Linked DNA regions of Homo sapiens: region 1 is linked to region 2. The links are chromatin loops, found by intact Hi-C in ENCODE. Cell type or tissue: dorsolateral prefrontal cortex. All regions are shown on one strand. Links, peaks and the distances in the headings refer to the core of each region. The heading gives the core; the rest is flanking DNA. Region 1 has its middle 210 kb from the start of ZIC1. Region 2 holds the start of ZIC4-AS1 (ZIC4 antisense RNA 1).

The links. Hi-C counts contacts between places; a loop is a spot of excess contacts. Peaks named below come from ENCODE experiments on the same cell type or tissue, not always from the same donor. Only the 100,000 strongest peaks of a DNase experiment are listed, where the experiment ranks them.
Region 1: it touches region 2 in a loop (15-fold over the local background); 11 of 110 quality-filtered maps call a loop at or near these places.

The regions. Positions count from the first base shown.
Region 1 is chr3:147,609,576-147,625,729 of GRCh38, reverse strand. No RefSeq gene overlaps it. Among named protein-coding and RNA genes, the nearest start is that of ZIC1, 210 kb to the right of the region's middle. RefSeq lists a silencer at 11,795-11,844. In dorsolateral prefrontal cortex, for the core only: CTCF peaks have their summits at 8,316 and 8,524; no DNase peak of the experiment used is centred there; H3K4me3 peaks cover 472 bases; H3K27ac peaks cover 4,337 bases.
Region 2 is chr3:147,384,864-147,401,017 of GRCh38, reverse strand. ZIC4 (Zic family zinc finger 4) reads left to right here. Exons shown (of 5, transcript NM_032153.6): 3 at 4,549-5,166; 4 at 9,772-10,087; 5 at 12,159-14,972. The coding sequence ends at 12,159. It overlaps ZIC4-AS1 (ZIC4 antisense RNA 1), which reads right to left and starts at 14,156. Exons shown (of 2, transcript NR_046703.1): 1 at 13,919-14,156; 2 at 12,112-13,699. RefSeq lists enhancers at 4,552-5,289, 7,139-7,640, 9,510-10,024, 10,025-10,541. In dorsolateral prefrontal cortex, for the core only: CTCF peaks have their summits at 7,680 and 8,676; DNase peaks (open chromatin) are centred at 7,617 and 8,637; H3K4me3 peaks cover 6,821 bases; H3K27ac peaks cover 8,000 bases; H3K27me3 peaks cover 8,000 bases.

The sequences.
Region 1 (16,154 bases), core at 4,374-12,373, 230 kb before region 2:
TCTACCTTGCTTCTTTCTGTTACCCTCATGCACCATGCTTATGCTGGTCACCTTGTCCTTTCTCCAACATGCCAGGCCTGGGACAGCCTCTCAACATTTGCACTATAATCTCCATGTCACTGATCATTCTTTCATATTTTTGGTTTTTTCTCCCCCATGTCTTAGGAAATGTTCTTAGATCTATATGCCACCCTGTCTACCAAATTTTATATTTCTGTGATTACATGTTTAATTCTGAAAGTACTCATTTAGTCTCTGAGTGATTCTATTTTATAGGATATATTGAACTCTTGAGAGGTTCCAGTACTATGTTAGATCCAGGGCATAAGACAGACAATAAGGCCTGGCACTGCCCTTGATAATTTTATGGTCTAATATGGGAAAGAGAACAAGTGTCACTACCCAGCATCCTGGATGCAGTATAATGGTAAGAACTTAGAATGTTGAAAATTTAAGATTTGTCAGACATTTATGTTCAACACTTTCTCTAGATTATTAGCTCGTTAAATTTTCAAAACTTCCTTATAAGTTAGGTGTTATCTTTCCCCATTTGATGAAAATAAGGGTTAGAGGGTTTAAGTTACTTACCCACAGTGTAAGGAGCAGGGCTAGAATTTACAGGCAGGCAACTAGATTTCAGAGACAACAAACCAAATCACCACAGTGGGACAAATACCAAGGCTGAGTCTGAGGCTCAGCATCAGAATATATAATAGACAGCACACTGAGTATAACAAAATGAAGGTGGAAGGGAATTGCTAATCATCTAGTGTAATCCTTTTAATATTTTAAAACAATGACTTTATTTTACCTAAAGAACTATGTTTTTGAAAAACAAATCAAACAATACTAGAAAGCTCAAAGACAAAAGTAAGAAAGCATACCAAATTCTACCAGACAGAACCCTGAGTAAATATGCTCCAAATTGCCAAGTTCAGGGTTTTTTGTTTTGTTTTGTTTTGTTTTTTAGACAATCTCCCTCTGTCACAAGGCTGGAGTGCAGTGGTGTGATCTCTTCGTTCACTGCAACCTCTGCCTCCCAGGTAACAGGGATTACAAGCACCTGCCACCACACCCAGCTAATTTTTGCATTTTTTAGTAGAGATGGGGTTTCGACATGTTGGTCAGCCTGGTCTCGAACTCCTGACCTCAGGTGATCTGCCTCAGCCTCCTAGAGTGCTGGGATTACAGGTGTGAGCCACCATGCCCAGCCCAGACTCTTAAGTTTTAATAGTTAAGTGACTTTGGGTGTGTAATTAAACCTTTCCATTCTTCAGTTTTCTCATCTATAAAACGGGAATAGTGATAGGGCCAATCAGAAGGTTGCTGTGAGGACTGAATTATTGTAACCCTATAAATAAAGCATTATAACTGTAAACCAGCTTCAAATCACAGAGAGGTGGGACTCTGCTCAACCAAAGCACATAATCCTTATGCATAATTAAATTAAGCTTTCCATGATAAACATCTCTTCTACACATTCAGGTTCAATATTCTAAAATGCCCAGCTACAACAAAAATAATTAGATTAAAAATTGGCAAATTTCCTCTGTGTTTCATCACTCTGTGTCCCTGGGGTGTCAGTCTGCAAATTACTCTCTATCATCTTTCTATCTTCTATTGTTCTCTTCTCCATTGGTTTCTCCCAATTTGAATTCAAATGTATTTATTGTTTTCTTATGTAACAATACAACAACATACTTCCCTGGTCCCTGCCTTCTTCTCAAGCTCCTTCCCTACTCATCTCTGTCCCTTTTGGAAAAATTCCTGGAGGAGAATCCATATCACAGCACCTAATTTCTCATCTTTCTCTTCCTACTCTATGTGGGCCATCTTGCTACTGGCCCTTCATTTCTCCCAAATCATTCTTACAAACATCACTAACAATTTACTAATTGTTAGGTTCAGGGGTCCCTCTAAGATTCCCATTCCACTTGACCTCTCTCCAGCACATTTGACCTTGCCAAGGCTTTACCCATCTCTGCTCCTTATTCCCATTGCTCTGGCCCCACCCTTTATCAGCTCTTGCTTGGGACACTGTAAGAACTGATTTCCCTCCAATTTGTCTTCCCCACAACCACCAGTTTTCTCTCTAAACCTACATTTGTTCAATTTAAAAAGGATTTATTAGGTTATCAAAATAAAGAAGACATAGTTCTAAGGGCAAATACTCACAATATAATAGTAAGTGAACAAAACAGGATTAAAAAACTATGTAAATAGTATCATTTCAATCATATATGAATAGTGTAATGTGTATATAGCATGTATATATGTCCATCTATATGTATTTTTATGTAAAAAAAAGGTACCAAGTGTTCATGTGATTTTCTGTGGTGATAGGACACCGAATGTTTATTTTCCAAACAAGCATTTATTACTGTTGTAATTTAGAATAAAATGTAATGTATAGTATGTGAGCACACAATTTTGTTTGAGGCAAGAGAAAAAGTCTAGGAAAGCTAAAGAGCTCTAATACCACCCCCGTTAGGTTTTGAAGGGTGAATGGGTATTTTCCAGTCAAACAAAAAGAGAATGTATATTTTACATAGAAGGAGGAGCATGAGACAGTTCCACAGAGGTGTGAAAGCATATTGCATATTCAGAACAAAAATAGTCCAGTAGGCTAGGGAATGTGGTGGACTCTTATAATAATAACCTTCTTTGCATTGGTTGTTACCAAAATGATCTCCTATTTATCCTCCCAGTCTTTTTGTTTATTTATTTATTTTGAAAATTAACCTCTTCTGTGAAGTCTTTCATGACCATCTCTGATTTTATAACAGCTCTTCTATCTCTATCGCTGTAGTCTTAGACCATATCTCCACATAACACGATCATATACGAGCCCTCATTGTTTGGCTGGATCTTAGAAATTTGTTTCCTGCAGCTATTTCCCTGCCTCTCATAATCATGGCTGGTATGGATTGTTTCTAGAAAGTAGCATACAGAATAACAGATGAACTCTATACCCCCTAAAAACTACACACACATACTCATAGACACACACTCAAATCTTTCCTCTAAAATATGTTTTTCCAGTAACATAAAAATACCATGAAAATCAAACCACTGTCAAGCTCTTAAAAATTTCTTCCTTTCTTCAATGTTTTCCCATATTCAAGATAACTTCAATAAAAAATGCAAGTAATCTACTTTTAAATTTGCTAGTAATTTTAGCAGAATGTCATCTTGTCCTATTTCTGATCTCTGTACCATGAATTAGTGTATAAGAATGGTTTAAAGATGTTTTACAAGTCACAAATACATGATGAGTAGGACCAAGTCATCTTCAATAGGTCAGTGAATCTACACAGGCACAACTGCTATTTTTCCATTCAGTGTAACCACTCAAGTACGCATTAATTTTGATGTGACTGAAGAGGTCAGAGAGAGTGGAAAGACTATTGGTCTGTGAAGTGGGAGACTCAGATTCTAGTCCTGGGACTGCTAATTAGCTGTGGGACCTTGGAAAGACTCCTGAACCTCTTCTGTCTTCGACTTCTTCATCTTTAAAATGAAGCCCCTGGATTAATTCATTTGAAAAGTCCCTTCTGAATTGAAAAGTCAAGATCTATAAGGAAAAATCATGTCCAAGTTTACCTTAGCTGTCTATCTCATTTTGCCTATTTGTAAATTGGCCTTTAACATCCTTTCCAACACTGACTTTGCTTTACTATGACTGATGAGATAAAATAAATGTGAATTCTGCTAAACATCAATACTAAGCCAGCTTTCTCAAACACTGGAATCAACTCACTCTAGCCAAAATGTTCTCAGGCCTAGAAATTCATCATATTTTAGTCACTTAAAAGATAATTTATAATACCATTATATCATAGTAAAATTTTTATCTTCTCTATAGATTAGTGAACTACATCATTAGATTTACTATAATCATAACTTGAGAACTAAAACATTGGAACAGTAATTGTATTATTATTTCCACTAACATAAACAAAACTAATAAAAATAAGTATCTAAATGTTCATGGTCTTTTCACTCTGAGATACTAAGCTTCAAAGCATTAAATCCTTTACCTTCTGATAGAAATTAGAATGCTAACTATGAGCTTGCATCTCAGCAATTCCTAAAAAGAAAAAAAATACATTAAGCACTCAACCACAAGCAAAGTTAAGTTCTCACGTTAAAAAAAATTGTGTGATCTTCCCTTTGTGGAGCTTACTTTGTTTTATAAGGGTGCTCATGATTAAAATAACATAACATAATAACAAAAGTCACAGACAATGCTAAAATACTAGTAAAAACATTCAAAATATCGAGATAAATACAACTTTCTTTTATTGTATTTTATAATAATTTTATCCATACAAGAAATATAAGTAAATTTTGAGGGATTTTCATGACCAGGTATAGAAATCAATTACCTAAATTGACTATACATTGATATCATTTCGCTAAAGCATCATAAAACAATGTCATCTTCTTTGACTTGGCAGTACTTAGTTTTTTAAAGAAAATTACAGGACCAGTAGAAAATTTTAAAAGTAAGTTTAAAAGCCTAGAATTCCCATTAGTTATTGTTAACTTCCATTTTTGGCTTGATCATATCCTAATTACAGATGCATGACTATGAAGTCAATGGTATTTTCAAAGCAGGAATCTGTTGACTCATCCCACAGGGGAAGAAAAAAAATCCAATCTCTAGCTACTTGCCACCAATATTAACAAAAATTATCCTAATATATTCATAGGCATATTGATCAGCTGTTGAAAATTTCAAGTTAAACAAAAGTAACTTATTTTTCATCTACAACTAAATCTTGGTCTAGCATAATAAACTATATTTTTAACCTGCCTGTTCTTATAGTCAAACATGTAGGGAAGTTGGGGCTTTTATATTCAAACAAAGGCATCCAGCTTAGATGTGTGATAGAATTTCTAAATTGACACCCAACTTCAAAGAGTAAAATTTCAAGGAGTCCCCGATTGATTAATCAATTGCAGAGCTTTCAGTGTAAACACACACAAAAAAACCTTATAAATTCTTTGTTTTCTGTGTTTTCAAAAATATAATAAAATATAATGATTTATAACCATCAAAAATTATACTTTAATGTTGATTGATTAAAGTCTGTTAGCATGAAACTATAGCCATCAGTTTTTTTCTTTGTGTTATATAATTTTAAGATGTATGAGAAATTTGATCAAATAACCAGTAAAAATACATCCATGCATCAGTATTTTTAAGAAGCCAAAAAATGATATTCTATTACGCTGATGAGGCTAGAATTAATTTAAATAACTTTGGGCTTGATTCATGAAAAACAAAAATACTTACACAGTAGGGGGGCATTATTTCTGCATTTTTTTATATGCACAAGTCATGGTCTGCATTCAACTTTCAATTCAAAAAGAAAAGTTGCAGATTTATGTAGGCAGGTTTTTGTGTGAGTGCACAGCTCCAAAGTGAAAAATAAATAAGCCTGGAGAGAACTTAAGCCTTTTAGCAGAGTGTTAAAATGATTGCAGGCTGAACTTCAGGCCCCCAAAAAAATCTCATCCCAATAAATTATTACCAAAATGTTAGCCAGCACCACGTTGTCACACTCAGGCAGCAGGGACATAATGGTGACACAGAAGAAAACTGCCACATAAATCACTTTAAAACAGCCCTTTGCTCCATATAGGGAGAAACTTCCATCCTCAGCTGAATCTCCTCTCCCACATTTTCATCTCTGAGAAAATGGCAACTGTCCAAATCACTAAAAACAATTTAAAAGAAATCCCTGGAGATGTTGCTGCCAAACTTAGTAATAGCCTTTCGTGATTAAGAAAAAAGGAAATAGGTAGTAAGAAAAATTCTTTTTAGAAATATTCTCCCTTTAAAATCTGAATTGATAAAGTAGATCACAGGTCTTAAACTGAACCAAAGAATCAATAAATATTGATTTTTTCTTAATTTGGCTTTCTTAATTCCACTAAGGGAATATATCTTTTATAGAGTATAGAAATATAAAGAAATGGATTCTATAATAAAATAATTTGGCATTGTTAAGGCATTTCAATAGAGGCAAATGCATTTAACTCATGAAAAATGTTCTCAGAATTTTTACATCTATTATTTCCAAAAGCCAATTTTAAGCTTTCAGACCACATTTGCAATTATTCTTTAAATAAACTGTTCAGCAAAAATATATATCTATTAAAATTTTCTATATGAATAAAAATGGACTTTATAATTAATGACCATGAAAAGTCATTCTAATAGTAAAGTAAACCAACATTATTTATATGTTTTAAAAATAAATAAGGCTATATGTGTTTTTAGACATACTTACATATTTGTAGAAATCATGTTGTGTCAAAAATAGAATTAATTGATTTTATTTTAATGTAAAGTATTTTAAAATACTGTCATAGCTCTATTGTTTCTCACATTTTGAAACAAATCATTGTTGTTGCTTCTTTTTGTCCCTTAAACTTTCAGGAAATCTTAGCTATTTCATAGGTGCACCCTATGAAAATTTTTTATATTCAATAAAATCTTGAAAATAAATGGAAAATAAACCTAGACGTTCAAGATAATTTTATTAATCCTGTGGAAACTATTGCATAATAACACAGACAGTATTCAACTTCCCTTGTCAATTTTGAAACTCAGCTATTACTGTTGCTGTCTTAAATTTAGCATCCTTAAAGCTGAAGGGGGGAAAATCAACTTGCAATTTAGACAGTTATCAAATTACCAAAACTAGTGCAGGAACTCTTAATGAGCAAAACCATTAACAATTTTCCGACTGGAGCCCCTGTTCAAATACCTTGGACACCTTGTTAGCACAGAATGAGGTGTTCAATCAAGAGACTGGGAATTGGAAGTACCAGGGCACAGTTTTGAGTGGTGATTACAAGGGCGAGAGGGCGAGTGCCAAAGTAACAGTCTTCTACCCTGCAGGAAGCTGAGAAACCTTCAAGTCTACATTTGTAAATCAGGCCCGATGATTACAGCAGTCACAAGCAAAGAACATATGAAACAATTATTTGCACCATTCTTTCACTGTTTTAATTTGCTCTTAAAATGAACAAGATGATCCCCAGAGTCACTGGCATTTTGTCTTTAGAATTTTAGAGCATGTTCTAGGATTTTTCATGGCACTGTAAGCCAAGGAAAAGACTAAAAGGATAATTTCAAAGAGCATTCCTTTTTTTTTCCTCACAAGCTTTTTTATTGTGCAGCTTTCCTGTAACTTAACATAGACAAAATAGTTTGCAGGAATTTAATTCATTTCAGATATTTTAATTGTTGACTATTTAAAAATAAAATATGTTTGTCACTTATTCGTTTTTAACTTTTGTTTTATTGCCTTTTATTTAAAATGCAGTATCTTAGACATTGAGACTCTTGCATTAAATTCAGCAGGAATAACAGAACATGTTTCCAGTTTTTAACTACTTTAATCTGCTCTTTAACCACTGACAGCTCACAAATAATTTACTAAAAAGTTTTTATTTTAGGTTACAGCATTTACGTTGTCCTTGAAGCTTAATAGTGACACAGTATCAAATGTATTTAAAAGAATATATTTAAGCAAAATATTACTTCTTTAAATAAGCATATTTATCTTAAGTGAAAAAATTGCACTGAAAAAACAAAATTAAACAGAAAACAAAACCTTCCAAATGCAAATACGTGGAATTGATTTTATTGACATTAGGTACATCTTTTTTACGAAGTTGACTATAGACAAATAAAAATTCAGGTGCCATAAAATAAAGTGTTTATAGTTGGAAAAAGGAAACACAAATATATATTTATAATTTTGTTTTATGATACAAAAATCTATTTTTTTAACTTATTAAATATGCACATATTTTTCTCTGAATTGTTTGCAGGATGATGTACTAAATGTTTAGGGGATGGTTTTGCTAATTAGTGACAGACATGAGGATTTATATATAATATTATATTCTATATGTCTGTAATTTTATAAACTTTATTATGAATTAATCGGAAAAAGAATTTTCAAAAGAACTTAAAATTACCAATTAATTTTATTTCATTTTATGAAAGCATATTAAAGGTTAGATTCTAAGTCTGTATTTTCTTCAATAGGTAGATACTGGAAAATAGCATTTTTAAAAGACTTGGAGCACCTCTGAATTTGAAAACATCATAAGGTTCTGTTTATATAAGCAAGGAAGGAAAATAACACAATTTTAACTACTTATAACTGATTTCTGAAAATTTATTAAATAATATAATTAAATTTATTTTTAAGTAGGTTTATATTTTCCTAGAGAGCCTTCTATTTCCTCTTGACTATTATTTTTGTCAGTGTTTTGCTACATGGTACAATATTGAGGTTCCAGAGTTTGATTTTCTATACTAAATCAATGGTTTAAAATACTGTAAACTCATGTGAGAGATTGCCATGTAATTTTGTAATGTATTGCAATCACATAATTTGTCCCCAAACCCACAGTGATTACTGTTAAATGCTCCTTTTCTCAACTAGTAAAATCTTTTTCATGATTTGCTATCCAAATGTAGAGGGCGCTATTGTTCATGTATTTTGAAAGCGTTTCATAAAGGAAAATACATTTAGCTAATAATTTAGTATTTGTTTTCAAAATGTATCTATAAACTCCAATGGAAGTATCAATGTGTTGTCTGAATATAAATTTAAAGTAATTGAAAAAGTGTTTATATAGATCAGTAAAATTGCATTTGCCATTAAAGATTTATGCATTTTTAATTATCCCTGAGCTCTAATTAATCTATAATTAATTTTAAATATTATGATAACCAGATTTTACAGAAGTATTTCAATTTTTCTCTTATTGTAGTTATGTAGAAGAATAGCCTTGTGCATAGGAGATGCGTGCTGCAAAATTTAGGAGTGTCACTACTTTCAAGCGATTTAGGGAAAAGATAAACTTAATGTAGCAAAAAAATGTTGATTTTGAGTGGAGAACAAGCGAATGTTTACTGTACTGTATTTCAACTTTTTTTGTATGTTAAAATTTTTCAAACTAAAAATTTGCAGGAAATATTCTGATTGCTTATCTCATTCTTAGTTTTTATGTTTATTTTGTTCATTATTTTTCTAAGAAAATATATATTTTAAAAATATCTTACTGAGCATGCTAGTTTCTGTATGCTAAATTTTAATGCAGTTTTTAAATATAAAATGTTATCCTAATTATATTTCTGTCATTAATTTCTTGAGGTTGAATGGGGTCAATAATTTTAGACTAAAAATTTATATTTGCTCATATTTTTACAAAATGTTATGTGAGTAAATATTAATCACTTGTAAATATTTTCTCAAGTATCACGAAATCACCTGAGTTCACTTTTGTTTTATGACTTTTGTTTGTTTTATGGTTGCTGTAAAGAGCTTAAAAATGAGTCAACACCCCCCCAAAATTATAGTCATTCTTGTTCTAAACACAAAATTTAGGTAAGATATTGGTATAGTTTACAAAATGAATTTCAAAAATTTAAATATTTGGATGCATCATTGTATCTAAATGCATGGAACAAATGTTACATAAAACTAACCAGTACCTTGCTACTAATAGTACATGCTGTAGAAGAGTTACAATTACAGATTTTAAACACACTAGTTTAGAAAATTCAAACCAGGCACTAAACATTGATTGTATTCTAAGGTAGTTTTCATTCTTAATTCTTCACATTTAATTTAATACTTTGAATAAACCATTTCAAAATGTTTCTTTTCATGTTACTTATATATTTAATACATCTAAATATATTTTATAAATATTGTAAAGTATCTTATTAAGTTTATTATATTAAAGTCTATATATATACTGAATAGACTTAATAAGAAAATTGTCTCTTTAGTTAAATAAAATCTAGTTAAATAAAAATCACATTTAGAATCATCCAGATTATTGATTGAATATTTCTTTTCTATTTACATTATTAGGCACTGCGGAAGCATCAATAGCATCTCTTTTTCTTTTTAATCTAGCTTGCAGAAAGAAAGAGGGAGAGAATGTTAGTGACTAGTGTATGTAAATACGTATTCTATGCATAGCCATGAAACTAACTCACCAGAAAAAAAACACAAATATTGCTTGTGGAAAAGTTTTGAATGTAGCTCAGGCATTACTTTTCACCACTTCAAATTATTTTAAAATCAAAATAAGTATGGCAGAAAGCACAAAAAGAAAAAGCAGCTCTTTAAAATAGCTCATAACTTGCAATTTTAAATAGGATATCTGAAACTTTGTCTGGTTAAACTGTATCTAATCTTGCACAAGCAGGCATTGTCTAATTTTTATGGTATCCATGCACGTTCAAGAAGTTTTCCACCTTAAAAACAAGGGAGTAGAGTTGAGGGGGGTGGGGCCAATCCATAACTGAGTAACAGTTGCCTTTTATGTTTGGCAAGTTCTTTGGGACCAAGATACCCCCCAGCCTGACTGACTAGGAGGCTGAGATGCAGTTCGGCCCTGTCTTTATGTCAAATCACTGCCATCAAAACAATGGCTCATATTACATGAAAATCTTGTGCAAATGAGCCATAATGGGAGTGAATGACAATCTCGTAAGACCATGCAGCAGGGTCCTCCTTTGATGTGAAATACTGTTAATCTTTCTCAAACATAGCCCACTAAGCATACTTGGCAAATCCTATATGAGAAAGTCCTTACAGTACAGATTCGGAGATAAACACGCTGTAAGTGAAAAAGACACTAATATAAAGTTCCATGTTGGTCATAAATTTTCATTTACTTCAGTCATTTTTTGGTTGGGGGTTTGTTTTTATGTTCTTAGTGGTTATCATTTTTGTCTAGTCTTTTGAAGGATATTTATACATCACACTTCCTTATTTTAAAATGCTGGTTACAATGGCATTACGAGTGTTGGATATAAATGTTCAATGGCTGATTTTAAAAGTATTTTTAAAAGGATCTCTAAGGGTTATAATAATTTGAGAATGTTTGAAAATCTTATTTACATAGGCTTTTGTCGTTAATCATAGTGGACTCAGACTGATGGCTTCATATTATTTGTGCCATAATATGAAAGAGAAAGGAGAGAGAGAGACAACTTTCAAGCATGATGTTTTCTATTAGAAAAAAGAATGACTTAGGTGTTTCTATTTTTAAAGTAGTTTAAACAGCCATCTAAATATCTCCCAAAGAGTAATAGATCAGCTTTTGGATCACAAAAGGTATTTTCTTTCACGCTCTAATATCAAAAATCTAACTGTTTTGCTGGATATCCAAATATGTAAGGCCCATGTCTAAAGCAAGCTGAGTCAATCATGGTAATTCAGTGCTGGTAGGAAATATGCCTCTTCAGTTGTGCTCTGCTTTTGAAGTGTTGCCTAAAAATCAGCCTTGGGCTTCAAAGAGAGAGGGATTATAGCCTTTATCCAGCAATTAATATGGCTGGAATTCAGAATGTCAGTGTCTAACCACGATCCTGGCTGGACAGTAGCATAGCAGGAATTCGTTCTTCAAAACTTGGAGTAAATCATAAAAATGAATAAATAGTAAAATGTTATTAATGTGTGGCAGAAAAGAAGAGGGGAAAAAATAAACATTCCACTTCTAATGACCTACCTATGTTTTTGACATGCAGACAAGCCCTCCCAAAAAAGTGATGTCCCCAGACCTCTAACCAGCCTTATCCACCTAGATCGTTTTAATCTCCCACCAACTGCTAGGCAGAAAGAAGTGCTATTAGAGAGAAAGCTATTCCTTTTGCCTTCTAACATAGATCAGATGACAACCTCTCCAAGTCCCTCCTCTCTGTCAGAGTTCAAGGGTTCAAAAACGGTCAGAATGTCAAGCAACAGAAAAGCAGCAGGGTTTTGCAGGAAGAGTTTAAGTACGTTAGATTATGCAGAGTAGTCAGAAGAGACACTGGTGTTAGGTTTCATTTTTCATTCTCAATCTTATTTTAAGTGCCCTTTGACAGTAGCCTACAACAGAGATCCCCTTCTGCTACTGAGAGATTATAGAATGCAAGTCCTTAAAATACTATTTATTTCTACTTAATACTCTGGTATATTTGAGGTTGAATATTAAATAACAAAATGTCCGCACCTTTATAGCAATAGATTATTTGGAATTAATATTTCAACATGATGTGTTTATCTTGGTCTGAAGGCAAAGGAGTGTCATCTCTTCCAGGAATTGTGAACAAAAATTAGGAAAATCTCTCACGAATTTGAGGAAATTCCTCCCTTGGAATAGGTAGGACCCCTCCCCACCATATACCCGGAACCACCAAGCAATCTTGCTTTTTAAAATCTTACACAATTGTTTCTGCATGTTTCTTTACAATTTTTTTTCTACTGACTTGAAAGAAAACCCACATGTAAAGTATTTACAGAAAAGTATCACAGCATCCTGACAGGCTAAGCAATGTGTTTCATTAATAAGCAATGTTTATTGCTCATTATAGAGGTTTTGTGTGGAAGATATTTGAAGAATGATCACTATAAAATCTAATATTAACAAAAAATTTTAAATATGTAATAGTCTTTTTGATATCATATACATATTTACCCCTAAATCTCACACATAAATATAGAATTGAGATCACAGAGGCATTTAATTTGCTATATTCTTTTTGCACTTATTTTCTTTTTTATATTGCTGTGCATTTCACACTCATAGCAAAAGGCCTGACAGTGTGTTTTAGTTCCACAGAAAGCTAGAAGAAAAAAACAAGGATGGATGATAAACTAAATAGCTAAGAGAAGGCAAAGTGATGCCCATTGTCCTCATTCTATTGAAAATGGGATCAGAATGTGTACAAATCTAAGCAGAATCCATTTTTTCCTTTCCTTTTTTGCTGCCTTAATGTTAAAGCAGTGTGATTCCCAGGCCCCAGTTCAAGTATCAGGAAGCCCACCACGGCTATATCGCCATAGAATAATAGAGTACTTGGTGTTAAAAAAACAAAACGAGTAAAGGAAAGATAATTCAGGAAACTAGAGAACAAAATTCTTCAGCCATCAGAAAGGAAGAAGAACGTGAAAGAAAACCTGCATTTAACATTTTATCTCATATTTTTTATGATATAAAGTTCCTTGTTAGTACAATATCATTATCCAACAAGCTTGAGATTTAGGCAATGTCTACTTATAGAAAGGATACCATGGAATATCTCTACCATGTATTTAGTTATCAGCAGCACCTAGTTATTAGGTCCAAACTATTTTAAACTAATTTCAAAAGATCTATACCCTATTCAGAGTTTAAAGTTTCCAGACCCATTCACAATCACTATCCTATTCCCACTTCCATCAATGCCCTCTCAATGACCCAACAGGTATGAATCTATACATTTATACATATATATAATATATATTACATATGTATTATATATAATACATATATATTATATATAATACATATATAATATATATAATACATATATAATATATAATACATATATATTATATATAATACATATATAATATATAATACATATATATTCAACTGTATTACTTTGTCAAAAATCTCATCAGATAAAACTGTTTTGTTGTCGTTGTTTGTATGAAATTGACATTTTCTGTAATAATATGCACTGGAAAATAATTTTTAAAAAATACAACAAATGTTGTTACTGTTTCTTATAAAACTGAGATTTCTGCAGGGTCCTCAATACTTCCCAGCAATCCTGTTTATCATTATTTAGTAAAAACATTTCTAAGTCTTCTCATCTAATATTTTTAATTCTTTAACTTAATTTTTTGAACAAGTAATACATTATCATGTGTTGGAAAACCAAAATAAAGAATAAAAATGTGAACAAGTGAAAACTGTTCCTCTTAACCCTCTCTCCACTTATCCAGTTCCCCGGACTCCCCAGTCAGATAACCGTTGTTGTTTTGATATATTCGTTCATTGTGTCTTTACGTATGTATAAGAAATAGAATCAACCACTATAGCCCTTCCTGAAATATCTGTTTGTGGCTCTGTCCCTCACTGTCACCTTTGTCTCACATTTCATTGTCACCACAATGCTCTCATTCCTTACTCATCCACTGACCTACTCTATGTATCTCCTTCTTCTCCTATTTCCTCCTCTAACATCAGAAAAGCTGCATTTTATCCTAGTGAAGTCCAATTCTTCCACGTGGGGTAAGGCCTTATTATTTCCACTTTCTAAAAAACTTTACTCCTTCAGTTCTTCCTCCTTCCTCCTACATCTCCACTGTCTGCTTCTATATGTTCTGGAGTTGGCTATTTAAATTTGAATGCATTAAAATTAGGTAAAATTCAAAATTTAGTTCCTCAGGTGCACTAGCTATATTTCAAGTGCTTAATAGTCATATGTGGCCAGTTGCTATAGAATTAAACTGCTCAGGTAGAAAACATTCCTACCGCTGCAGAAAATTCTATGGGACAGTGTTGTTCTAGAGCATGTTTGAAAAATGATAGAATTTCGTCACTCATTAAGTGTGACCTTGGCCAAGTTTTCTTTACTATGCTTCAATTTCTTATGTAGTAAACTGAAAAAAAGAATAGTATCAGTTTTGTAGGTTATTGTATATAAAGAACATATTAAATTGGCATGAAAAAATTGAACATGAATATAAAGTTGAAGATACAGGTATGGATTCAGAAATAGATATATAAAGATAAAGATATATAAAGATAAAATTATTTCAAAACAATTAGTATTCTTTTTTCCGTAATAAATATCTTAGTCCCACCGAAGCTACCTTTGTGTGTGTGTGTGTGTGCACGCACGCACACACGCACGCATTGGGCAGTTCTAACACATTGTATTTACATTCCCGAATTCTCATAAGCATAGACCCCCATTTATGTTTCCATTTCACTTTATACATACTTTTATAATTAAGTGTTATTGTATAACTTTGTTATACAATATTAAATTAAAGATCATAACTTTGTGTTTTTAGCACCATATAAAGGTCCAGAACACATAATCAATATTCAGTAAATTTTGTTGAATTGAATTAAATTTAGTTTACAGACACTCAATTAATGTTTTCCGTGTGTGAAAATTTCTCTCACTTCATTTAAGCTATGTTCCCATTTGTAAGTTCAAATATCATGTTTTCTTTTCATCATCTGTTCTAGACTTGGTAATCATATGGGTTTTATTGTCTCCTATGTGTTCAAATCTTCATTAGCCCATTTGAAATGCCCTACACTCTTCCAATTTAAAGATTACTGTGAAAGAGTGTACTTACGGTCAGAAACTTGTACTTGCCTATCGCTAGTAACCAAGATAATTTTATTTTAAAAAAATGTTTGATAGTATTTTGACTTTATTCTGAGAGAGAGAATAATTAAAAAGGGAAGAAGAAAAGAAAAATAGATGGTAATATAACCATCACTCCTTGCTGTTTGTATAAAGATGTATTTTCCTACTAGATGACTACAGTGAGCTATTTTAAATATGTATTTTTTAAAGTTGTTAATTTTCTCTTTGAATACATATATATATTCAGTACAAATATTTTTAAAATACTAATTATTACATTTTTCAAACTAGAGGGGCCTCTTAATTAATTTAACTATACTCAGAAGTGAATGTTCCATGATTCCCTCATGACACCCTTAGAGCTTTACATATTTATTAAACACACGACAGATACTTGTTAACATTAGTAAGTATTAATGTTAAATGATGTATTATTTTATGAAAACCCATTTTGCAGAAACATGAATTTACCCAAAAATAAAATATGTGAATATTCAGTTAAAATTTATTTTTAATCAGCATTTACAATTGAAATTAAGTATTTTTATATATATCTCATTAGCCCTCCAAGATAGTTTATGCCTTTTGGGGTATTGGTATTTTATTCTATGCAAAATTAATTTGTACACAAATTACATATAGGCTGACTACATAAGGAATTGTACGTTTTAAGAGGAGGGTGGGCCGGGTGCGGTGGCTCACGCCTGTAATCCCAGCACTTTGGGAGGCCCAGGCGGGCGGATCACGAGGTCAGGAAGTCGAGACCATCCTGGCTAACACGGTGAAACCCCGTCTCTACTAAAAATACAAAAAATTAGCCTGGCGTGGTGGCAGGCGCCTGTAATCCCAGCTACTCAGGAGGCTGAGGCAGGAGAATAACGTGAACCCGGGAGGCGGAGCTTGCAGGGAGCCGAGATCGCGCCACTGCACTTCAGCCTGGGCAACAGAGCGAGACTCC
Region 2 (16,154 bases), core at 4,947-12,946:
AAGATCTGTGGGTTGTGAGATACTCTTTTTCTCTACAAATGAAGCAGAAAAGTAGACTTAACAATGTTATATCTCCAGGCATGGGTAGGAATAGAATGTTTCAGTCAAGCATTTGGTGTTGGGGGCAGGTATAGTGAGATGTTTCTGGAAAAAAAATCTGAAGAGCACTGAGGAGACACCATTCCTTAGCCAGCCCAATTGATAATCTCTGTAGCCTGGGTTCCCTGCTTCCCAGGCTCTGGAAGACTCAAAATGATCTCTCTAAAGACTAAAATATACCTCTCAGTTGTTGATGCCCCATCACCTTGAACTGGATACTGCTTTGGGGCTTATTTCAAAGATATACCTTGAAGATCCTTATGTAATCCCTTATTGCTGTCTCTGGGGAAATGTCCTTCGAGGAGAATGTCTGGTCCCATTGCTGGGTTTAGCCAACCAACATATAGACCATATAGCTCTAAGGAACTTGCAAAGATCAGGCAACCTCAGTGACCTGCAGGTCTACTGACCCCTGGCTACTCAAGCAAGAAGAAGCTACCTAAAATGGGTCCAGATGTTTTCAGCTTTCAAGAGAAGGCTGCATCTGGGAAGGAGCTCCATGGGGCCAGCCTACTCTCCAGGATTTTGGCTGAATCAGATGTGTTTGCCCTTTTGCTGCTGGCACAAAAAAGTCATACACAAGTTCAAAGCTTTTCAAAGGCAAAGTGACTAACAGAAAGTGTGTAGTATGCTAGCAGACTATGTGTATAAAACCTCTGTTTCTTAACCCTGGAGTCCAGAGAGTCAGTGGTTAGAATTCCAGAGGGCCCATAAACTTGGAGGAGAAAAAAATGCCTCTTTATTTTCACAACCTTCTATTGGAAAGTTAGTGTTTTCTTCTATGATGAATATGTGCAGCAAATACTGGACTATTAGAAGTTCAACAGACTCACCAGGCTTCCTAAGGGTTCCACAGCCTGAAACAACTAAAAACCCCTCTTCTCCTATCTGTCCATACTGTTATTCAAAGCTTTTGATGGAGGTGGGGTCACAGTGTATATATTAAGAAATCTGGCCGGGTGCAGTGGCTCACGCCTGTAATCCCAGCACTGTGGGAGGCCGAAGTGGGCAGGTCACCTGAGGTCAAGAGTTCAAGACCAGCCTGGCTAACATGGTGAAACTCCGTCTTTACTAAAAATACAAAAATTAGCTGGGCATGATGCTGGGTGCCTGTAATCCCAGCTACTTGGGAGGCTGAGGTGGAAGAATCGCTTGAACCAGGGAGGCAGAGGTTGCATTGAGCCAAGATGGCGCCATTGCACTGCAGCCTGGGCGACAGAGGGAGACTCCCTCTCAAAAAAAAAAAAAAAAAAAATCCGTGTTTTTGCAAATCAGAGTCTTAAAGCTAAAGTGAGTTTGACAAACATTCTGAACTGTTAGTTTTAGATTACCTAGGGTCCAGCAGAGAAAAAAAATTTTAATTGCCGAAATATTGCAGAAGTTCCCCTGCACTTAAACCTGAATACCACATAAGCTGAACAAGTTTGGTGTTAAGATGCGGATAGTAAAAACAACTGGGCAAGGAGTCTCAGGTAAAAACATACTCTGGCTTTTGTTTTGCTTTTTGGAGTCCTTCATGGATTCAGTCCAGAGTTGCCTAGACAATTGCATCATTCAACATACACCTGGGAGGTGAAATGACTCATTGAGATGTGTAAACCTTTCACTGGAGACCTGGCCATGCCACTGCTTGGATGAAGGATCAGAGCAGGGGAAGGATCAGAGAGATGGTGCCTGTTGGTGGAGGAGTAAACCATGGGAGAAAGTGAAAGCCAGGGAGACATATCCTGAGAGTCTAGTCACAAAACTGCTGTGTGGAAGCCCTTGGTTTTGAGAGTAGGGAGTGGGGGTCTGGCAGTCAAATACTCTTCTCTAATTTTTTTTTTTTAAATACTGAGGAGTATCTATTGGTAGAGTTATCCAAGCTCTTCCTGTAGGAGGAGCAGAAAGACCTGGACGTGTCTAAGTAGAGAGAAATTGTTGTGGAAGTTAATCCCTCCCTAAAGTGCACCCAAGGGAGGAACAATGCATTAAATGAAGGTCTCAAAGAATCTGCCAACTGTTATACATCAGTTAATTATTTTAAAAAAAAATTTTTTAAGGCCTTATTTACTGACCAGGAAATGTATAAGAATAGTCCTTGGTGCTGGGGATGGGAGGAGGGGCAGTTCAGTCAATTTCTATTCAGCATTGCTGGTATCTGCCAAAATTTCTTGCCTCTGCTAAGGGGTATGGGATATTTTACTCAATCTTTAAAACTTTTCTTAAAGATACAAGCCTTTCTCTGTTTGGGGGACACTTTTTATGGCCGCCAGGGAAGCCCAAGCACTTAGACTGGCATTTTCGGCTGCAGCGACAAGGCAGGAGTCCCGGCCAGCAGCCCTTTAAATCGCCGGACGACGCAGCTGACCTTAGCCGGTCGGCTCAGACAAAGGACTACCGCTCGCCCCCAAAGCCCCCCAACCCCCGACCCTCGGCTTTTGCCACACTCGACTGAGCCAGAACTTAAGTTTTTTTTAACCAACCGACCCCCATCCCGCCAAAGTGGCCCCCCTAGCACTGGAAGGCATCTTGTCGGAGGCGGCCACGGGCCTGCAGGCCCTCTCAGAGCCTGGAAGGGGAAACGCGGCGTGCACTTTCTACAGAGGCCTAAGACGAGGTAGGAGGAAGCAGAGAAGGCTTGGACCGCAGGCAACAAGTAGCCGAAGCTGAAAGTGGAAGTCACCCTTAAATCCCCTTTCCCAGAGGCTCCGTACGACTGCGGGGTATAGCGCTCAGGATCCCTGATTTGCCCAGGGAGATCCGAGAGCGAAAACCTGTTTCTCCTGGATCCACGCCCGACTCCTTTGTTTCTTTGGCCAGCAGGCCTGCGGGTGGGTGTGACTTGTGGCGGGGAGAGTCCTTTCAGGAAGGCACGGGTTCGAGCCCAGCCTTTTCAGGCCGTCACCACTTCCCGCCTAATCCCGTCCCTGGTCAGGGCCAGATCCTTGAGTTTCGCGCGTCTTTGAGCTCTCCAACACCGGGGAGGAGGGGCCTGCAAGGCTAAATGGGAAGAGAGTATAGAGGAAAGAGAGGGGGAGGGGAGGAGAAAGGAAGACGAAGTGAGGTAGACGTTTTGGGGAAAATAAGAGAGACGAAAAGGACCAGAAAGATGAGGGAAACGAGACATTTCGGAGAAAGCCAGAAAATAAAATTAGGCTCAACGGCTGCTAGCCTAGGAGTTTCTCAGCTCCTGGCTCCTGAGTCAGCAACCTCCTTCGGTCCTTCGATCCCGACCCCCTCCTCTTGCAGGCTGCAGGGACAAACTGCCCAACGAGACCGCCATCTCTGCGCACACGATGCTGCCCATCAGCCCCGACTGAGGTCCCGCAATGCTGCCTCCCCAAAGTTGTGGTGAATGGTGGCATAACCCAGCCCCGAGTACTTCCAGGAGCCCTGAGTCAAAGCTGATCCACTCAGCTTTCCGGAGAGGAGGGGGAGGAGGCTCAAGGGGAGAGAAAAGGATTTGTGCCCGGGTCAGAGCGCATGAGCAGTGGAAGCTTGAGATGCTGTGGGGGTGGGGTGAGGGAGGGAAAGAGGGTATATGTTTGGGGGAGAGGTGTGTGAGGGGGTGGCGGTTGGAGCAGGGAAGTGTGAGAGAGAGAGAGAGAGACCGACCGCGTGCGGCAGGACCTGTCATCACTGACGTCGGACCCGGCCGCGGGCCAATGGGCTACCCAGGCGATTGTTCCTCTCTGTGGGTCCAGGCCACGGCCCTGAATCTCTATTGACTTCCTAACGCGCCCTGCTGCTACTTCTGTAGTGTGCAGGATTTCGCGTAGGCATTAATAGCCAAGGGGGTGGGCGCGCCCAAATCCAAACCTTGGGAAGAAGAAGAGAAAGAAAGAAAGAAAAAAAAAACTTTACAGAAGTTTTTTTGTGTGGTTTTCCTTTCCCCTCCCCACTGTCAGGTGGCAGTGGTGTTAGCGGCCCGGTACAGGGAGCTCCGGGGAGCGTGGGTCGGCAAGCAGCCGGCCGCCCTCTCCTAGCCAAGCGGGGCACTGAAAATATATATGGCTGGGGCGCTTCAGAACCACCACCACCTCCAACATCATCATTTCTGTCACCTCCACTCCCCGCAGGGCATCGTGCCCCGGAGAGCCCCGGGGTGTTAGCCGCCAAAGTGCGCTTGGGGCTCAGCTCCTACCCCTCTGGAGCAGAACCCCCAGCAACCCACAGACTCAGCCCTGCGCCTTCCATTACCCCTTACATCTACTCTGCCGCTACCATCCCTCTCTAGCTCATGGCGCGGCGGGGGACTTGGCCCAACAGCAATTCGGCCCAATGGCGGCGGAGGTGTTTGGCCTTGCTCTGTCCACCGGGTTCACTGCTGGCGCTGTCTGGCTCTGAGTTCCACGGCTGACTGCAGAGGCCGTAGTGCGGCAGGGCTGGGCCTGCCCCCCGGGGCCCAGGGAAGAGCGCGCAGCCCACGCCACCCGTTCTCATGCGCGCTATTTGTTTCGACAACAGGTAGCAGCTCTGGACACCATGGCCCCCAGCTCACCGCCGCCTCCAGCCCCTCGGTGTTCCCGGGCCTCCACGAGGAGCCTCCCCAGGCCTCCCCCAGCCGTCCTTTGAATGGACTCCTGCGTCTGGGGCTCCCTGGAGACATGTACGCGCGGCCGGAGCCCTTCCCGCCAGGGCCTGCGGCCCGCAGCGACGCCCTGGCAGCTGCCGCAGCCCTGCATGGCTACGGGGGCATGAACCTGACGGTGAACCTCGCTGCGCCCCACGGTCCTGGCGCTTTCTTCCGCTACATGCGCCAGCCCATCAAACAGGAGCTCATCTGCAAGTGGCTGGCGGCCGACGGCACCGCGACCCCGAGCCTCTGCTCCAAAACTTTCAGCACCATGCACGAGCTGGTCACGCACGTCACCGTGGAGCACGTCGGCGGCCCGGAACAGGCCAACCACATTTGCTTCTGGGAGGAGTGTCCGCGCCAGGGAAAGCCCTTCAAAGCCAAATACAAACTTGTAAATCACATCCGCGTGCACACGGGCGAGAAGCCCTTCCCTTGTCCTTTCCCGGGGTGTGGGAAGGTCTTTGCTAGATCAGAAAATCTCAAAATACACAAACGAACTCACACAGGTCAGTATTCGGCGCTGTCTGTCGCGTGCGGACCCTCTGGGGAAGCAGGCCCTCGGGTCTGGATTTCCTCAAGTCCCAACTGAGGGGAGGGGGAAATATTTTGGGGTTGTTTCCATGAGCCAAGGCCATAAAATATTAATTATGCGCTTCTATTCTTAGAATCACAGAAGTTTCCGGAGGCTGTGTGTAGGGAGGATAGTGCGGGATTTCTGTTCTGGGGGGGACAAGGGTGAACGTGCCTAAGACCCTGTGTGTGCAAACATGTGCTCTCTGCTTAAGAGTTTGATTTTAAGATATTTTAAAACAGCATTGTTCCCCAAAGTCGTAAAGACATAAGAACAGCTGTCTAACTTTTTTCCTTGTCCCTTTGGAATTGCGCAGCAGAACTCTTCCACCTGTAGTCCTGATAACCTGGCCCACCTGGACTGAGAGGTTACCAGGCCCTGGAGCCTTCTTTAGGAGTTGGGGGTCGAATGGGCTAACTTTGTACGTATTTTTGAGCCTTGGTGGCCGGACACTAGGGATGTTTGGTGGACCCTCACTTTCGCTTTAGCACAGACCTATCCACCTTAAATATCATTTACCAAGCTGCTAAGGGAAATGGGGACATGTGTCAACTACATCTGCTACTTCTAGTTAACAGAAAAAAAGGAGTATCGTTCAAGAGCCTGCAAAATTGAACTCCTCTGGCCAGAGCATCTCTAATTAATACAACTGCAAGGAGAAAGTTTTCACACTTCCAGAACAGCCTGTGAAGTTACATTAATTAGTTTAGCAGCCATTGTTTGTACTCTCCTTAGTTAGGGTTTTCTCGCTCCTCCTCCCTGGAAGTTTAAGAAATCAACATCTTCTCCCCTCCCCCATTTTGGGGGCGGGAGAAGGGGACTGGTGGGGACAGGAGAAAATAAAATGAATTCCAGCTTGGTGCCCCACTTCTCCTACTGCCCGGTGCCTTGCCTTACTCGCCCCTATTCTTGCTGGAACATCGACAATTGTTGGAGTCAAAGAACTTCCTAAGGCTAGTTGTTCTAACGCCTATCTTCTCCCCAAACTCTCCCTTCCCGGGGAAGGTCCATGGCCCGGACACTGGCACATGCGGAGACCAGACCAAAGTCCACTTGGAGCCTGGCACTTTATTTCTAAAGCTTGTCTGGAAGTGTACGGTTTCCCTGAGTTCTTTTCAGGGTTTCCCACAATGTCGCATGGATCTCACCCCCTCACCAGAGGTTTTAGCTTCGGGAAGGGGCGGTAGGTCACACTGGAATCCTGGCCCCAGGCCTGCTACTCCGGGAGCTGGCGGCGGACACCCGGAAGGTAGACTCGCAGTCCTGAGCTGGAGAAGGAACTCATCTTTAATGACAGGGTTTTTTTTTTTTTTTTTTTAAACAAACAAACTTTTACAGCTCTTTGCCGGCCCACTGTTTGAATTCTGTGAAGCAGAAAATGGTTAAATTCTTAGCACAGTCGACCTACAGCAGAGAAGCAAGTTCAGTGCGCCACGGCTGGCTCAGGTTTTCGTGTTTTCAGGACAGAATTTTGTGCGTTCTTTCGGTTCGCGGTCCTGATTCATTAGCGGTGGGGGGTGGGGGAAACAACAAACAAAAACAAACAAACAAACAAACACGACCAACAACGAACTACAGAGTCTGGCCTGCTCGGGCATTTCCCTCAAATCCCCCTCCTAGTCATAAAAAGAAGAGAGAGAGAGTGAGAGAGAGAGAGAGAGAGAGAGAGGGAAAAAAAATATTTCTCAAATGGCAATAGACCTCACTACAAATTATTCATGAAGACAGTTCTCGATTCAACAGGAAAATAATTGCCTTTTCAAATATTAATGGCGTTTCATTTCCTCGAGTAGCAGAAGCGGCAAACAGGAGCAAATTTCTCAGGAGCTGAGATTCTCCCTGACCTGAATCCGGGGCCTGGCTTTGAAGGCGACTGTCCGCACCGAAAGGATTCACTTTGTGGCGGTCACAGCGATCCCGGAACAATGGTGCCTCGGGGAGGGAGGCGCGGGCCAGCAACCGCGCTCGGCCTGGCCACCGCCACCCAGCTCCTCTCCAGGGACCCCTCGGCCGGGGCCGGGAGCTCACCACACCTTCCCCGGCGTCTGAGGGCGAGTCAGTGCTGGGGATCCGAGGTAGAGGAAAAGAGACCGCGCCGGGGCGCAGTCGCCGGGACAACCAGATCCAGCCACAAGTGCGAGAAAATGGCGCTGGCCCAGCTAGCCCGAGCTTCCGAACTTTGTTCGGCGGACCCGGCTCAGGGTCGGAGAGGAGGCCTTTCAGGACTGCTGGGCCTCTGGGATGAGAATCTGGGTCTTTCACAGCGCAGCCCCGGGCCTAGGACGCTCCGAGCGGGCTGCAGGGGCCTAGCCCAACGCCGCCTCTTCACATTCACCCACCCACCCAGGGCGCAGTGCAGGGAGCTGGAGGGAGGGGGAAGGACTGGAGGCCGGGTGTTGGCGGGGGGCGGGGGTGATGTCAAGCGCAGAGACCAGGGCGCCTCCTGCAGCTCCGGAGCAAGCTGGGGCGCGGCCTCACCTGGCCTCCTAGGGGCCTGCGAACTTCCCGGCTGCCGGTATCACTCAGTGCACTGCTGTTTTCTCCTCTGCTCCTCGTCTGGAGCGAAATAATTGTTTTTGTTTTACGTGAATGTCCAGTGAGGCGCTCACGAGATCGGATAAGCGTTTGGCGGGATTTTTGTTGGGGGTGGGGGTTGTTGGGGAGGGGCACCAAATTCTAATTCCATTTCACCTCTGTTTTCTCAAAATAACCTTGGTTCTTTTGCAGGCCCTGAATTGTATGTTTTTTGTAATTTTTTTTTTTTTTTTGAAAGAGAAGAAGGAAGAAAGTTTTGGGTTTGCAAATGCTGGCAGGAATCAGAGGAGATAAAAATGGGGGCAAATAGGAACACTGATTTATTCCGCATCTTTCTATCACTGTTTTATAAAATGGTGCCAGTGTCCCGCGAAATGGCAGGTGCCAACACCTTCCAGACTGTTCAGTGTACTAGCTGTGCTCCTGTAGGGTGGGAATCCAGCGACCAGGTGGTGCCGGAGACCCGGGCTCAGGAGCCGCTGATTGCGCAGAAGCGCAGGTTGTGCGCAAACCTCTCTGTCCGAGCCTCAACAGGGCTCGGGAATTGGGGCTTTGTTTGTTCTAACCAGCCCCAAAGCGCCTGTTTTTCCTGGATGCGGCGGGAGAAGCAACTACAAAGGCAACAGTTCTCCAGCTGCGCGTCTTCCTCCTCAGCTAGACGCTAGGTAGCCGGTCCCTTAACTCAGAGCGCTGGGAGGCAGCCATTTGTTTAAAGCGCCCAGAAACCTTCTTCCCCCATTTCCGCAGCACTTGCAGCTCCGGCAGGAATCTAGGCTTCCGGGTTCTCGGGGTCCTTTCCTCTCCTACACGTCAGCGAATTCAGCTGGCCGTGAGCTCCCCGATTGGGGCTCGGTCCGGCCAATATTGTCACTCTAACGTGCACTCGCGCCTTCCCTCGGCTCTACAGGGCATCGCAGCCACCGATCCCAGCCCCTCCCCGGCCTATGCCAGCCGCCTGGTGGCCCTCCGGGCTGCGGAGCCAGGCCTGGCCTGACAGCAGCAGCTGTTTTCTTCCCGAAGCCGCAGCGCTCAAGGGCGTGGTTGCGGTAGACACCTCGGATCCCATTTGGCCTGTGCGGACCCTACCGCGCCAACCCCTCGTCTTAGGACCGAGAGGCCCGACAGCCAGGTGGGGGTGGTCTGGGCAGACCGGTCGACATCGCAAGTCAGTGCGGACTGGGAGGGCCAGCTGCCCACAGCACGGTCTCCAGGAAGCCTCTGGAGCAGCGTAATGAAATATTATTACTGGCGAGCGTATCTGGAGGGATCCCGGAAGGTTTAGGCAAGATTTGAAGAATGCTGCTAAATGTTTGCCCTCAGGGGGTAGAAGGAAAGAGGGAGGGGGCTCCATTCCTGTAAAAATCTCTTCTGAAGTGAATCATTGCTCAGAATACCTCTCCCTGCAGCACGAATCCACTTTATGCACACACAATGTGCATCGGCTGCGCATCCTTAAATTATTTCATCGCTTTGGCGTTTGCGCAAAACCTACTTTAGGAAACAATTTGGGCCAGGATGGGGGTGGGTGGGGGGGATGAACGGCTGGGCGGGGTAGCGGCAGAGAAGTTAGTCTGAAACAGCAACTTTAAATCGAGCAGATGTGAGCTTCCCCGTTAACTATATTGTGAGCTCCTCCGTTAATGTATTTCCGAGCAGAGGTGCTTCTGGTTCCAAGTGGAGAAAATTTGGAGGAAACAACCCGAGTGGATCAGGATTTTCGAGGATGGAAACTCGACTAAGATGGAGTCACTGTCGCTCCTCCTCCATACCCTCCCCATGAGCCCAGAGGAGGAAGGCGGGAGGGATGGAGGCGTTCAAGAGAGGGCACCGGGGGCGCTCTCTGCACGAGGGAAAGGGGTGCTCGACCTGAGGCGCCGTGGAAAGGGATTTCTGAAAATATTTTGTAGTTCTTTTCCAGAAAATGAGAGACGAATGGGGGAGGGTGGCAAGCACCTGACGGGAACACGACCCACAAGCACTAATGTCTCTGCGTTGCCTCCGCCAGGCGAGAAGCCCTTCAGATGCGAGTTCGAGGGCTGCGAGCGGCGCTTCGCCAACAGCAGCGACCGTAAGAAGCATTCGCACGTGCACACTAGCGACAAGCCATACACGTGCAAGGTGCGGGGCTGCGACAAGTGCTACACGCACCCCAGCTCGCTGCGTAAGCACATGAAGGTGCACGGGCGCTCGCCGCCGCCCAGCTCTGGCTACGATTCGGCTACACCGTCTGCCCTCGTGTCGCCCTCGTCGGACTGCGGCCACAAGTCCCAGGTGGCCTCCTCGGCGGCGGTGGCGGCGCGTACCGCCGACTTGAGCGAATGGTACGTGTGTCAGGGCTTGGGCCCCATAGCGGCTGCCCCCGCCGCGATCCTCAGCCCCGAGCTACCACCTGGCCCTGCTGCTGCCGCCGCCGCCTCCGGTATTAGGGCTGCCTCTGTGATTGCTGCTTCCGCACACACCGAATGCAGAGTAGGCCACGTTTCTGAGGCATGAAGAGGGCGAGGGCGGAAGGAAGGAAGGCCGGCCGGCCACCTGTAATAGTTGCTGGAGCTCACTGAATACGCTAATATAATGTCCATTATTTTAGAAGATAAATATGGTCCCCCTATTTATTCTGTAGTCACAATCAGCACCATCACCCCCACACGCGCCTTCATGACTGGGTATCATAAAACCAGGGTTAGGGGCGAAAAGAGACAGGGAGATGGAAAAAAAAGTTGGAGAATTTATGTGCAATCCTGTCAACTGCAGATGACAAAAGTAAAGCCACAGATTTCCCGCATGCTTCGCAGAATGGGAAATATTTTTCTCGAGGACTGGGCCGCTCCCACCCCCACTCTAACCCTCCCCTCCCCCACATTAATTCCAACCTCAGAAGTTCAGATCAAGGGAAGGGGGCAAAGGGAATTCCAGAGCCGTTTTCTTGACTCCAGTTTCTTTCCTCTTTGCCTTCCTATGGTTTCCCCTTCCCTAGGTATCCTTTGAAACAAAAAACACACAAGTCCTAATTTTTCCAACCTCCTCTATAAAGGAGGTAAGGGAGATTCATCGTCTTTTCAGCAGGGGGTGGGTGGGTGGTGGTTAGACGCTTCCACCCCTATGGAGTGGCCTGGGCACACAGATAAACATCTGCCTGTCGTCCACAGACTCAATATACATTGTATACTTGGAGTAGGGAGTGAATTCAAAACAACAAGAAATACAGACAAAGGAACACCAGAGAGGCTTCAGGATTCAATGCTGTGAGGCCTCCCCGGGCCTTTTTCCCACCCCAACCCCTGTAGAGGCGTTGCCTGTGTAGTCTTGTAGGTGCTTGGGCTCCGGGTGTAGAGCGAGCTGATGACGTCACTGAGTCGAAGCCTCTAAAGTGGAGAGACCTGACCTAGGCGGCCGTGTCTGGGTGAATTGCGTCAATTCGGTGATGGTCTTTGTTAGTAATTGCACAATGTTCGTCTTATTTTTAAAAAGGTGTAGGAGGAACTAGAGAAATGATCCACAATAATAAATATTGTAAAGGCAAACACCCAGTGGGTCTAGATTGAATGTGTATTTGATATGCTGCGTATGAAGTCCCCAGAAAAAAAGAACCAGATGTTGAAGGAGGGGGCGAGAAAGGCCTTTGCAATTGCGGCCAAAGGGAAAAAAATCAGGTCCTTTTTCCCCCCTCCCCCCATCTGCAGGGAGAATGCGGCTGCCCCAAAATCCTAGCTAAGACTTGAAGAAGTAAAGGAAAATAAAATAATAAAGCTTTGGCAGACTCATCTCAGTTCCCTAAGAATTTGAAAATCAGTGTGTGTGTATTGGGGAGGGAGGTAGGTTTTCTCTCTGGGGAGGGCCCCACAAAAGACCTCAATTTTAAAATCTGAGCCCAGCAAACAATTCCTGGCCCTGCCACTGATGAATTTTCTTCTGCTCTATCCTCTTCAGACGCAATTAGACAATTAGCACTCCTGCCCGCAGCCCCCACAACTTTCATCAGATGAAATAACATCCTAACTGGAGTGGAACTATTTTCATGACTCCAAATAAAAAATGCAGTCTTCCAAATACACCTTTAGTGAATCCGTCCTTGAGAAAGGGGGACTGAAATTCCTGCCTACACCTAATACAATAGGGCCCAGAGGCTGCCTGACCCAGCGCGGGCAGTCGGCAACAAACAACTCCTTCCCATAGTGAAACACCAACCCCACCACTAAGGTGCAGAGGGCATTTGCGGAACTTGCTGCTTCTGCCAATGTTTAAAAAGTCCCCCTTCCTGAAGTAGGACTTTTTTCTTTGTCTTCTGTTTCTAAGCTCCCCATTTTGCTTTCTATCTCAATCTAAAATAATGAAATAAAACAAAATGTTTGGTCGGCCACTAATCGCCTTTAATTTTTCATTTGCTTGTTACAGATGTCCACCGCGTTGCTCGCAAGGTAATCTCGCTCCGCGCAGCTGAGCGCCCCGCATCTCGCGCCTGCTACATCAAAGGGCCCGCGCACAAAGCAGTGTTTCTTCGCCACGGTGCATCTTCATGGTAAGTTAGGATTTCTATGGCAATGTGCAAGTCGCACTGAAATCCTGAAAGGCCAAGCCTGGAGCCCGTCCAGGCTTTTCATTAAGGACATAATATTTACGTCTAACAGACCTTTTTTCTTGTGTATACAAGTATATATTTTTGTTTGACGCGGACTAAATCATTTTCATTTAATTTCCGGTAAACAAAACCCACGCGAATGGGCACTTGTACCCGATCATAATAAAAATGGATAATAATGTGAAGGAAGAAAAGAGCCGCTTGAATCGCCGCTCAGCCCCCTTTGTTTCTGCTTTCTGCGGTGATCAGAGGGCGCGTTTGGGTTTGATGGCGAGTTTCTAAAGGCGAGGAAATGGTTTGTAAGAGGGGAAAGAAAAGGAGAAAGGTCTAATCAAGCTCGGGTTGTTCAAAGAGTCGGGTTTTGGGGTTGAAAGTGTGAGTTTGACGGTGCATCAGCATGCCGCGTTAGGCTCGCCATGGAAATACGCGCGGGGAGCGGCCGCTTCAAAGGCGGCACACTTCACTACAGACACTCTATTAAGATACATTTGCGCTGACCTTTGCTTTCACGCCATTTAATACTGTCACTGCGCTCTCCAGTATATACTTCCTTTCTAGAACCCGACTTGCCCACGTTTAGGGGTTCACTCTGCACCCTGATGTGGGAGGCTTTGGCGCAGGGGACACTTTCAGGAAAGGGAGGAGCACAAGGACTCTGTGCATCTTGACTGCACCCCAAAGAGGCTCCAGGATCAGGAGTGAAAGATTTTAAAGCAGCCTCCGAAGCTTAACAAATGAGCATTCCAAGCTCAGTTTTGTGCAAATCGCCTTTCTGACTCTTGAGTAGGATGGAGGCTTAAATTTAATGGCGACTTGGGGGGAAGGGAGCCACCCTGGGGGAGTCTGAGGAGTTCAGACTGTGCCCTTGGGAATTTCCACTCTGGCTTTCCGTGCCACTCTTCTTCCTTTCCATCCCAAAAGTCTCTTGCGGCCCCTGAAACTTGTTTCTTTCTAAGGCAGGGTGTGTGGTACCCTTAGGCCTGGACTAGTCCTAGATGCAAACTCAAGAGCCCAAGGCCAAGGGGATGTGGGGAAGATGGCAGGAAAGTTAGAAGTCCATGTTCCCTTAATTGTCTTGTTGTTTATTTTATCCAAGTACCCCAGTGAATAGGGGAAAAATAAACACAGTGAAAAAAAAAATCAAACAGTGGAGTCTTCTTTAGTGCCAGTCCTTGTGGTTGAATAAAAAGGATGGTCCGCTTTCTATTGAGCTGAGAAATCTTTGAAGTGGGAGTTATTATCTGAGACATTCCTGCTTGTCGTCCTAACAACGCTGATGAAACGTAAAAGGTTCTTTGTCAGCGATTTGTTCTCCTCTCTGTCAAACTCCCTCTGCCCCGTTAGTTTCAAACCGTTTCTAAAGAGATAAAAATCAAACTTCTTTTAAAACAATATCCACACACTGCATCAATACATAACTTTAGGTCTAAGTCTTGCTAAGGGATAAACAAAAGCAATGCCTAGACATCAGGGTCAGGGCCTGGTCTGGTGAAGTATGCAGAAGTTGGGGGGCCCTCGGGACAAGCTTTGGGACATGAGGAAAAGAATGCAGAGAGGGTGCAAGCAGAATACATACCCTAAGTCCATAATTGTGTTTCTGCTTCTTTCTGCTCTGGTTTGCATTCAATCAGCCCAAGTTGGGTCACATAGATGGGTTTCCTTTGGGTACCCCTCAGGCTCCTAATATTCTTGCCCAGGATCCTTGGAACTTAAGAATGCAGCCAAGCAATTGTTAATATCTCCTGCTCCTTCAAAGCCACCTCTGCTAAAAATAGACCCATTGTGTGTTTCTTCTCACTAGCAGCAATCAACAAGCCCTTTCTGCCGTTAATAAGAAGGAGAATAGCTGAAGGAGAGAGATATTTTATTAATTTCCTGTTTCCTTCAGAATCTTGGCAATTGAAGTTTAGAAGGTTTGGTCTACAACACAGTGATCGAAAATGCATGTAAATGCCCATCCTTCCCTTCATTCACGTGTGAAGTTGTTCATTTTATATTGTGCCCAGCAAAGAAACTTTCACCCAGTTCAGGTTTCCCCAAAACTCCTGTGGTGGTTTTAAAGGTGGTTTAAATAAATAAGGATGTGCTGGTCCCCCTACTCTGTGTGTGCTGAATAAATGGCTTGTAAAGAAGTTTTTCCAAGCTGTAACCCATGCTGTTATTATAGTTGCTGCAAAATGTTCTTCCTGATATTGATTTTATTTGTTAACTGAAGGTCTCCATATGTTTGTTTATATTGCTAATTTATGAGAAAATGTAATAATTGCAATGAATGTGAATTATACAGACAGGCAAACATTTTGTAATCATAATTCACATATACACAAAAGCCTGGCTGAAATCTTTAGACTATTTGTACCCTCTCTACCCACACTGTTTGTGATTTATCATCTGTCTCTTTAGTGTCAGTTAAATTATGAACTAACTTGAAAATAAAAGTTGTTTGACTGAAAGTGATTGTTGAATGAACAACAAAGTTGAAAGCCATGGCTTGATCTTGTAAATATATAAATGTAAATGATATTAAATCTGTGATTCCTTTTCCCTCCAAAGGCTTTTGTGTACATGGCGCTGCATTTGGCTATTTTCTTTGGAAATAAATAATGTGATGTTTCTCTTCCTCTTTTGAATCCTGGTGTCCTGTTATTGTTTCTTCATCCTGGACGAGATTCGAGGCCCTCCAGAAGCCTCCAATTCTCTCCTCAGTCTTTCTTCACCGCTTCACACAAATATCTCTGGGGGCCTAGTCTCAGGACAGCAAAATGGAGGGACCCCCTAAAGCAGCCATTGTGAGAAAGACTTCTCTCATCTCAATTTCACCCTAATGGCACTGACATCATCAACCAATTTATTAATACTTTATAGAATGGAAAAAGTTGAAAGGATCCTCTCAGTGTCTGCCAGGAAAGGCTACCTTTCTACATTTCCAGCTCAGAGCAACGTCAAATAACCACCCCTGAATTCCCAGAGAAAAGTCCAATAGCTGGTGGGAATCAAAACAAGGAAAGAAAAAGACAGGACAGTTCGGCTGTAAGACCTGAGTAAGCGCTGGTGGAGTGTCTGAGGCACAGTTGGCCGCAGAGATCTTCCTAGCTGGACCCTGCCCCCTCTGGGAGAAGTGATTGCTCAGACCTCAAGGCTCCATTCAGATACCTGCGCGAAGGCCTATGCCTGAAGACTGGGAGGCTACAGCCCACATGACACTTCCCTGGGCCCCGATTGAGATATCTGGTGAGTTTTAGCATCCGATGCACGCACACTCTTATCTGGCCCAGCCACTGGGAGACTTATTTCAAATGAATCACCAGAGCCATCTTCCCTCCTCCACTGCGTGGTCACTGGACCTCTAGATACCCGCATACATTGTTGCCTCTGCACCTACTGCTCAGGAGCCACCTCAGTGAGCAGTTCGCCTGACACTTTTTTTTTTTTTTAACTCCTGAGGAGTTGGTTCCCGTGGGCTTGGTTGGAGCAAGGGGCTGGATGGAGTGGGAAGACAACGACTCCTGGGGTGGGAATGCTGGGTCTCCTTAGATAACACACTAGAGACTCAACTCGTAGGGCAAGGGCTGCAGTCCTGGGTAAAACGTTGGGAGAAAGGATCCCGGCGCGCGAGAGACGCGCAGGTGTGATAAAGGAGGCCATGAGGGGAAACCAAGACATGTCCCTGAGAAAGGAGGTCCCTGGGCATTAACACTGGAGTTAGCGCCCCCTCCCGTTCATTTCGCGAAAGGGCCCCCTTCCTCCGTCTCGCGGACAGGTTAGAGGGGCCTCTCCTCGACCCGGCCTCTTTGAGAAACAGCACTCATTAA